Linked DNA regions of Homo sapiens: region 2 is linked to region 1. The links are chromatin contacts, found by Hi-C in ENCODE. All regions are on one chromosome and are shown on one strand. The core of a region is the stretch at or near the end of the contact, and the rest is flanking DNA. Distances in the headings are between cores, read along the strand shown. Region 1 overlaps GRIK4 (glutamate ionotropic receptor kainate type subunit 4). Region 2 overlaps GRIK4 (glutamate ionotropic receptor kainate type subunit 4).

Region 1 (4,983 bases), core at 1,105-3,604:
TACCATAACCCAGTCCCCATGTATGGCCACAGCCCCTATTCCAGGGCCACTCCCCCACCCTCAGCTGCCTCCCTGTCCTCAGGTATTTCTTTATAGCAATACGAGCACAGACTAATACAGATGGGGTCTCCCTATGTTGTTCAGGCTGGTCTCAAACTCCTGGGCTCAAGGGATCCTCCTGCCTTGGCCTCCCAAAGTGCTGGGATTACAGGCACGAACCACTACACCTGGCCCCGGAAAGCTTTTAATGTAGCTGTTCATAGCCTTGTGGAAAAGTTCTGGTTTAATTTTTTAAATAAATATTTATTAGTATTTTGCTCCAATCACATCAGGTATTGTAGTATTATTACTAGTACTGCTACCACCCCCACTGTCACTATTATTTCCCCACTGACAACTATCAGACACTACTTATTGGGCATGCACGATGTGCCGGGCATTGTGCTCAACCCTTTGCAATACGATCTCATTCAATCCTTACAACCATCCAGTGAAGTAGATATCATTACCCGCCTCTTACTGTTGAGGCTCGGAGAGCAGTTAAGTCACTTGCCCACGATCATGCAGCAACAAAGTGGAAATGCCCTAATTCTAACCCAAGTCAGCCTGACTCCAAAACCTATATCCTCAGCCATTATTTAATCTTCGGGGATGGGTGGTTCAGTGCTGAGAACAAAGACTCGTGTACCCTGGTCACAGCTTGTCACACACAAACCCCAAGCTCAAAGCCTCTGTGAAGTAAGAAAGGAACACGTTCATGCTGAGTCTTGGGTAAGGTCAGGAAGGCTGCTTGGGGTGGGCACGGTGAGTCTGCAGGGTCGGTGGATGATCTTGACAACCTTCTCCTTAGTTAAGCCTTTCACACAGTCCATTTTCTCCAATCAGCTGAGTGTTTGAAGGCCTGCAAGGCCCCCTGCTAGAGAAGATCAGGGAATCAGGCACTTGGAGCTGTCAGGGAGAAATATCTAAATCATTTGAACAGGTAATAATAGGATAGTGTAAGCTTGTTTAGTGCAAGGAAACTCGTTGTAACAGAAACCCCCTCCCAGCTCATCAACTTGCAGCTAAGGGATTTTCTGTGAGGTAGACACAAAGAAGACTTCCCCAGAGCCCTGGCAGTGAGGCAAGGGAGGGTCTGGGCCATCAGGAGCCAGAAAGAGTGAAGGTCCTGGCATCCTCAGGGGCTTATGAAAGACTATGGGAGTTGGGTTAGTGTGCTTTCACCTTAGACTGGGAGTTCCAAGATGGAGTCTAGTCTTATCTCAAGCATGTACTAACTATGTAAACTTGCCAAGTCACAGTTCTTTGGGCCTTATTTTCTTCCTTTCTAAAGTGAAGGCACTTAATTGCATGATTTTAGTCAGTTTTGACATACTGTCATCCGTAGAGACTTCTCAGCTGCAGCGGCAGTACAAGGGGGTCTTTGTAATGATTAACATGGGTATGGGGTATAGCTTGTGCTTGTCTTTATATATGTCATTTATTATTATTATTATTGTTTTAATTTTTGTTTTTTTGAGACAGAGTCTCACTCTGTCGCCCAAGCTGGAGTCCGGTGGTGCAATCTCAGCTCATTGCAACCTCCACCTCCTGGGTTCAAGCGATTCTCCTGCCTCAGCCTCCCGAGTAGCTGTGACTACAGGCCCCCGCCACCACACCCAGTTAATTTTTGTATTTTTAGTAGAGACGGAGTTTTGCCATGTTGGCCAGGCTGATCTCAAACTCCTGACCTCAGGTGATCCACCCACCTCGGCCTCCCAAAGTGCTGGGATTACAGGCGTGAAGCACCGCCCCCGGCCTTATTATTATTTTTAACTGTGACAAATGTGCAACCACCACCAACACTGGGATGTGGTACATTTAATTTTCACAACAACCCCATGAACTAGGTACTATTACTACCCCCATTTTTCAGACACAGACAGGAGGCTTAGAGAGGGTAAGTGACTTGCCCCAGGTCACACTGCCTTTAGGGGGCAGAAGTGAGACACTTATCTGGGTAGTTTGACTTCAAAGCCATGCCTTTAACCACTGGGCAGACTTTTCTCATGTTTTTGAGCAAGACTCACAGCAAGAAATACTTTTCCAAGCCTAACCCTGATTGTCCACAGATATATGCATATCAAATGGAAATACTTTGTACTGCATGCCCTGATAGTTCTTATTTTCTTTGCTTTTGGCTTTCTCTTTTGGGAGTGTCATTATTGTATTAGTTTCCTGTGGCTGTGGTAACAAATGACCGGAAGCCAAGTGGCTTAAAACAGCAGACATTTATTCTTTCACAATTCTGGAGGCCAGAAGTCTGCAATCAAGTTGTCAGCAGGGCTGTGCTCCCGCCAAAGGCCCTAGGGAGAATGCGTTCTGTGCCTCTTGCAGCATCTGGTGGCTTTAGCTGGTCTTTGCTGCAGTCTCTGCCTCTGTGGTCACGCTGCCCCCTCCTCTTCTCTGTGTGTCTGTCCTACGGATACATGTGGTTTACTTAGGGCCCCCCTGATAACCCAGTGTGCTCCTCCTCTCAGGATCCTTTGACTTAATCACATCTTTTGCCATGCAAGGTAACATCCAGAGGTTCTGGGAGTTAGGTCATGTGGGTCGCCTTTTAACCCACTACATTTATGGACTTGTGAATTTTTACAGATTCAGTGTATTTCAGTCAGTTCTCCTAACTATTCTTTTTGCATCTCAAATTGTCCCATCTTTGGCCTGTGGGAACCCCTTGGAGCCAGCCCCTGTACTCTTTTAAATTTTATTTTATTTTTCAGACAGGGTCTTGCTCTGTTGCCCAGGCTGGAGTGCAGTGGTGTGATCATAGCTCACTGCACCCTCATTCTCCTGGGCTCAGGTGATCCTCCCCGCTCAGCCTCCAAGTAGCTGGGGCTACACTCAGCTAATTTTTTATTTTTATTTTTTTGTAGAGTATGGGGTCTTGTTATGTTTGCCAGGCTGGTCTTGGCCTCCTGGGCTCAAGTGATCCTCCCGCCTTGGACTCCCAAAGTACTGGGATTACAGGTGTGAACCACCGCACCCGGCCCCCTGTACTCTTTAGGTGTGACCCCATCGGTCTGTGAACAAGCCCATGCTCTCTGACACAAGATGTCACAGGCTTGTGTGTTCCTGACCCCCAACCAGGAATTCCTCCAAGTCACCCTGATTTCTTTCAGTAGGAAATGACATTTCTGTTATTTTCCATTCTCTTCTATTTCATTAAAGAAAAACACTGATTACAATCTACTAAATTGATTTCACGGACCTACTTATGGGTTGTGACCCATAGTTTGAAAATCACTGTCCTGGGCTATTTTGTCTTTCTTTACTTTCTTCATAAATTTAGGAAATTCCTTCCCATCAGAAAGTGAGGTACCCTCAAAGGCAGGGTCACGTGTTCATCCACTGGCTCCTCCATGGTGGCAGGATGGGGTCTGCACACATGGGGCCTGCACCATGCAGCCTGCGTCCCATCCAGGGGCCCTCAGAGCTCCTGCTGCCCTCCGTGGCACCCTGCTTCTCTCTGGGCCCTCCCCGTTCCTCCTCCTCCTCCTCTTCCCCCTTACTCTTCTTCCTCCCCCTTCCCTCTTCCTCCTCCCTCTCCCTCTTCCTCCTCCCCTTTCCGCCCTGCCTCTCTCCATCACTGCCTGGACTTCATTTTGCCATTCTAAGAGGCTAATGTGAAAATTGCTCACAGATGGCATAAACAATATGGAAAAGAGCCTCTCTCTTCATTAGAGTAACACAAGATAGTGTTTTTAAGTGATTAAACTGTTATAGCAATAATTATGTTGAAATCTAAACATCTCATCACACTACTTTAACCTCTCACCAAGGGCTCTTGAGGTCCCCTTGGGGTTTGGCAGGGGCCACCCCAATAGAGAGCTCAAGAGCGGACTGTCTAGGCCTTGCTGGACCTTCCCCATGGGGCCCCATGGGGCAGAAATATCTGAGTAGTGTTGGGACCTCCATTGGTGCCCCCTCCCTGTAACCAGATGTAGAGGTCCTGGCCCCAAAGCTAGGCTCTAGCTGAATTTTTCTTTGGTGGCTATCCCATCCCCTTTGGCCTCCTCCTTGTCCCATAGCCACTCTCTACTCTGAGTAGCTGTAGGTGCTCCTAGAGGGCTGTCCTGCTTGCCCCTCCTTGCTGGCCACCCCTTGTTCTCTCAGCACCCTGCCCAGAGTCAGCTGGCACCGAGGGAAGAAAGTGGGTGAAGTCCTCTGCAAGACACAATTGCAAGACAGACACTTCATCTCGTACCCTGCCGCGGAGTCTGGGCATTCTCTAGAGCACCTTGGGAATTGCTCTCAACCTGTTCTTCCTCTTCCTCCATTAGCGTAGATCCTCATTTCTTTCTTCCAGGGCTGTGAAACAGCTCCCACCTCACCTTCTGCCCTTCAGCTTCTCTCCCTGCCTGCTGCTCCAGGAAAGGAAAGTATAGAAAGCTACACAGAAATAAAGACACCTTCATGTATTTGATTATCTTGGGGGGATGGGGTGCAGATTTAAGAGATTTAAGAGAGACCTAGAGAAGATGAAACGCACCTGGTATGAAAATTATAGACTAGCAATCATGCGCCTCATTTTAAATAAACATGTAAAAATAAGACTTAAGGCCGGGCGCGGTGGCTCACGCCTGTAATCTGAGCACTTTGGGAGGCTAAGGTAGGTGGATCACTTGAGGCCAGGAGTTAGAGGCCAACATGGTAAAACCCCGTCTCTACTAAAACTACAAAAATTAGCCGGGCATGGTGGCATGCACCTGTAGTCCCAGCTACTCGGGAGGCTGAGGCGGGAGAATTGCTTGAACCAGGAGGTGGAGGTTGCAGTGAGCCAAGATTGCACCACTGCACCCCAGCCTGGGCGACAGAGTGACTTAAGTTTCCTATGGTGGTTGGTCAAGGCAGTAAGGAAAGAGGGAAAGAAGGAAAAGAGGGAGGTCAGAGCAAAGGCAGCGGGGAATGGCAGATGAGCACCCGGCCGGAAAGGGGACACAG
Region 2 (4,983 bases), core at 1,727-4,226, 81 kb after region 1:
CTGGGGTGCAGTGGCGTGATCTCGGCTCACTGCAACCTTCACCTCCTGAGTTCAAGCAATTCTCCTGCCTCAGCCTCCTGAGTAGCTGGGATTACAGGTGCGCGCCACCATGTCTGGCTAATTTTTGTATTTTTAGTAGAGACGGGGTTTCACCATGTTAGCTAGACTGGTCTCAAACTCCCGACCTCGTGATCCGCCCACTTTGGCCTCCTAAAGTGTTAGGATTACAGGCGTGAGCCACTGCGCCTGGCCAATTTTTGTATTTTTAGTAGAGACAGGGTTTCACCATGTTGGCCAGGCTGGTGTCGAACTTCTGACCTCAGGGGATCCGTCCGCCTCAGCCTCCCAAAGTGCTTGGGATTACAGATGTGAGCCATCGCAGCCGGCCATATTACTGCATTTTTACTGTACCTTTTCTATATTTTGGTGTGTTTATATACACAGATACTTACCACTGTATTACAGTTGCCTCCAGTATTCAGTACAGTTACATGCTGTGTAGGCTTGTAGCCTAGGAGCAATACGCTGTTTCATGTAGCCTAGGTGTAGGAGGCTATACCATCTAGGTTTGTGTAAGTCACTCTGTGATGTTCACACAATGACTAAATCACCAAACAAAGCATTTCTCAGACCGTATCCCATTGTTAAGCAATACAGAACTGTACAATACGGTTTTATTAACTTTAATCTTCATTTTGTACACTAGATCTCTAAACTTGTTCTTCCTATATCTCTGCTATTTTGTGTCCTTTGACCTGTATCTCTCCAATTCCTACCCCTCTACCATGCCCACTCATAATAACCATTGCTTCCTTCTCTGTGAGTTTGAGCTCCTTTTCTAATATTCCACATTTAAGTGAGATCATGCAATATTTCTCTTTCTGTGTCTAGCTTATTTCACTTGGCATAATTTCCTCTAGGTTCATTCAGGTTGTGGCAAATGGCAGGATCTCCTTTTTAAGGGTGAGTAGTATGCCATTGTGTACACATACCACATCCTCTTTATCCACTCATCCGTTGATAGACACTTAGGTTGTTTCTATATCTTGGCTAATGTGAATAATGCTGGAGTGAACATAGGAGTGTGGATATATTTACAAGGTGATTCCATCTCCTGTGTGTATATACCCAGAAGAGGGATTGCTGCGTCATATGGTAGTTCTATTTTTAATTTCTTTAGGAACCTCCATATTGTTTTCTGACTTAGATTTTAAAGGGATCACTCCAGTTGCTGCATTGAGAATAGGCTGAAGGGAGATCCATTTAGGAGGCTCTTGCAGTAATCCAGGTGAGAGAGGTTGCTGGCTTGTCCAGGATGCAGCAGTAAAGGTGGTAAGAAAGGTTGGAATTCTGGATAGATTTTGAAGGTAAAGCCAACAGAATTTCTTGATGGTCTGGATATGAGATGTGTATGTGTAAGAGAGACAGATCAAGGGTGATTCCAAGCTTTTTTTTTTTTTTTTTTTTTTTGAGATGGAGCTTCACTCTGTTGCCAGGCTGGAGTGCAGTGGTGCGATACCGGCTCACTGCAATCTCTGCCTCCCAGGTTCAAGCAATTGTCTTGCCTCAGCCACCCGAGTAGCTGGGACTACAGGTGCACGCCACCACGCCTGGCTAATTTTTGTATTTTTAGTAGAGATGGGGTTTCACCATGTTGGCCAGGATGGCCTCGATCTCTTCACCTTGTGATCCGCAGGCCTCGGCCTCCCAAAGTGCTGGGATTACAGGCGTGAGCCACTGCGCCTGGCGACTCCAAGGTTTTTACCTTGGTACTTACGAGGGTAGAGTTGGCATTTGCTGCAGTAGGGAAGGAGGTTGGGCTGGTTTAGGGGTAAGAGGTGTCTGAGCCGAATCTTGGTATGCCAAATGTGAGATGCCTGTTAGACAACCTGTGGAGATGCAGGGTGGCAGCTAGAATGTGAGTCTAGAGTTCAAGTGACAGAATTCTACTGGAAACGTAAATTTGGGAGTAATCAATATACAGATTGTACTTAAAGCCACGAGACTGGGTTTGTACAGACAGAGAAGAGGACAAGGACAGAGCTCGGGGGTGCTTTGAACTGAAGAGGTCAGAGGGATGCAGAGGAGCCCATAGAGGAGGATGAGAAGCAGCAACCAAGGGGCAGGAGGAAAGCTGGGTCAGCATGGTCTCCTGGAAGCCAAGGGAAGAAGTGATCAGTGTCACAAACCTCTTGAGAGGCCCAGGGAGACGAGGACTGACAGGTGGGCTCACTGCTCTGGAGATTTTTGTTTCACTTTGTTTTTAATGCTCCACATTAAAACAATATCCCATGGGTCATGGCCTGAGGACGTTTCTATCTGAGTAGAGCTTGAGGCTTCAGCCCTGCAGAAAGCAGGAAGGAAGATGTATTTGTATCGAAAAGAAAAAAGGAAGTTACCAGCACACTTTTAAGTTCACTGTCTTGTTTTATTTCCATAAGTCCTTTTAGGGGAGTATTTGTAGTGCTTTGCCCAATTTAAGATGAAGAAAATGAGGTGCAAAAAAGCAACATAGCTGCCTTTAGTTCAGAGGCTTTGAAATCAGTGTTGGTCAATAGAACTTTCTCGATGATGGCAATGTTCTGTATCTGCTTTGTCCAGCATTGAATCTGTGGGCTACCTGTGGCTACTGAGCACTTGAAATGTGACTTTTTGGCTAGTTTTTAAATTGCATTTGACTTAAATTCATCTAAATTTAAATATAAAGAGCCATCTGTGGCAAGTGGCTACCTTAATGGACAGAACAATTCTAAGTGGTCATATTTACACTAGATTTAAACCTGGGTGTTCTGATCCAAGGCCTGGGGTCTTTCAACCTACCCTCTGCTTCCCAAGAAGGTAGCATAATGTTCTAAAGGGGGCTGGATTGGCTTGAGGTGATGAGTCTTGGAGGGTGGATTTGGAGAAGGAGATAATGTATGTGACCTAGGCGTGGTCTAAAGTTCTAGGGTTTATTAGCCAGTTTACAAGCTCTCTAAAGTCTCCTGAAGCCTGTTTCTTCCACTGTCAGCCCAACCCAGGCTGTAAGGTTGGGCTTACAGGAGTAAGGGTGAGGACCCAGGAGTAAGGGTGAGGACAGGAGGGTATATCTAGTATATGTACCACTTATAAATCCTACCGTCTGTCAATTTCCTTCATGAAACTTCCCCTGTCCACTCAGCCGTATCTCCTGAGCAGCAAATCATTTAAATTCCTTTGAAATACTGTTACTTAAACTTGTTTTTGGACACTTAGATTGTACCTATTATTACCATTACTATTTCGGTTGTGTCTGTGTGCTGCTTTCTGAATCTCTTTATAAACTCCTGGAGGCAGGTGAATTATGTCCTGTTTCCTATACATGGTAGGTACAGGATGGGGTGGTATAAAGAGCACTCGTCTTGATCATCTTTGGTAGCACTAAAGCCAAGAATGATGCTTACAAAATTGTGGGACCTCAACAGATGTCTGTTTAATAACTGAATGGCTAAACTTAGAACCACATAGTTTTAGTTTAGATTTCTGAGTTTCCGTTCACTAGCTTTGTTGCCAAAGGCGAAAAACGAAACTCTTTGAAACCCAATTTGCTCATCTGTCAATTTGTTCATCTATCAAAAGCAGTGTATTTCTTGTGTTCTCGTGAGGGTCAAATGAGATAATAACCATAGAAGTTTTTGCACAGTGCCTGGCACATAGTAGGTGCTTATTTATTAAGTGTTAATGTTTCTTTACTTTTCTTATGATGATATATATGCGGTTTATTCTTCACTAGACTGTGGTCTTATGGCAAATGGGGATTGTATTTTACTCACTGTTGTCCTCCATAGCACTCACACAGTGCCCTGAGCATATTAGGTTCTTAGGAAGAGCTATTGGATTTATTGCTTGCTGGATACCTCTGGTCGCAGCTCAGGAGATGCAGCTGAATGAGACATGACCCAGGGCCAACAGGGAACATTTGGGAGTGCCCAAGCTTAGAGCAGTCACAGCCTCTATCTCAGCTTCGAAGCCTGCACGTAATTTACAGTCTCATTCCTTCTGTTTCTCAAGTGGCCATTTAAATTCTTTAGATTGCAGGGCTGTCATAGATAATTCCTCTACTAGAATGTAAGCTCTGTGAGGATAGACATTTTTGCTTGCTGTTGTGTCTAGAACAGGGCTGGGGCATGGTATGTGGTCGGTAAATGTCAGATGAAGGAATGAACACAGGTGGGGCATGGGAAGCAATATTGTACAACATAACTCTGCAAACTTTTTTTTTTTTTTGTAAAGGACCAAAGAGTAGGTACTTTAGACTTGTATACTATAGTATCTCTGTTGAGATTATTAACCTCTGCCATTCTAGCTCAAATGGAGTCACAAACAACATATAAACAAATGAGCAGGTCTATGTTCCAAAAAATGTACTTTACAAAAACAGGTGGCATGTGGTTTTCCAGTTGTCCCAGAACCATTTGTTGAATAGACTGTTCTTTCCCTAGTGAATAGTCTTAGCACTCTTGCCAAAGATTAATTGGCCATAGATGTTTCAGTTTTTTCTGGACTCTCAATTCTATTCCATTGACTGTATGACTATCCTATGCCAATAACACACTGTTTTGATTACTGTAGCTTTGTAGTTAGTTTTGAAATCAGGTACTGTGAATCCTCCAGTTTTGTTTGTCTTTTTCAATGTTGTTTTGGCTGTTCATAGAGTCCCTTGCAATTGTATATGAGTTTGAGAATCAGCTTTTCCATTTCTTTCTTTTCTTTTTTTTTTTTTTTTGAGATGGAGTTTCACTGTTGTCTTGCAGGCTGGAGTGCAGTGGCACAATCTCGGCTCACTACTGCCTCCTGGGTTCAGGCAGTTTTTCTGCCTCAGCCTCCCAGGTAGCTGGGATTACAGGTGCCTGCCACCTTGCCCAGCTAATTTTTGTATTTTTAGTAGAGACAAGGTTTCACCATGTTGGCCAGGCTGGTCTCGAACTCCTGACCTCAGGTGATTTGCCCACCTTGGACTCCCAA

The links. Hi-C counts contacts between places; a loop is a spot of excess contacts on that map. Pooled maps may share reads with other maps.
Region 2: a pooled map shows a loop between it and region 1 (6-fold over the local background). The contact joins two enhancer-like sites. A Hi-C loop is called at or near these places in 2 of 168 maps with a recorded cell type or tissue (GM12878 and endothelial cell of hepatic sinusoid), 26 of 37 single-sample maps with no recorded cell type and 5 of 50 pooled maps.

What each region holds. Positions count from the first base shown.
Region 1 is chr11:120,620,402-120,625,384 of GRCh38, forward strand. All of the region lies in intron 1 of GRIK4 (glutamate ionotropic receptor kainate type subunit 4), which reads left to right. Among named protein-coding and RNA genes, the nearest start is that of GRIK4, 110 kb to the left of the region's middle. Within about 2 kb of position 2,355, at least 2 of the 41 ENCODE cell types and tissues checked have a DNase peak (open chromatin) inside an H3K27ac peak, as active enhancers do.
Region 2 is chr11:120,700,505-120,705,487 of GRCh38, forward strand. The region is part of intron 3 of GRIK4 (glutamate ionotropic receptor kainate type subunit 4); the gene reads left to right. Among named protein-coding and RNA genes, the nearest start is that of GRIK4, 190 kb to the left of the region's middle. Within about 2 kb of position 2,977, at least 3 of the 41 ENCODE cell types and tissues checked have a DNase peak (open chromatin) inside an H3K27ac peak, as active enhancers do.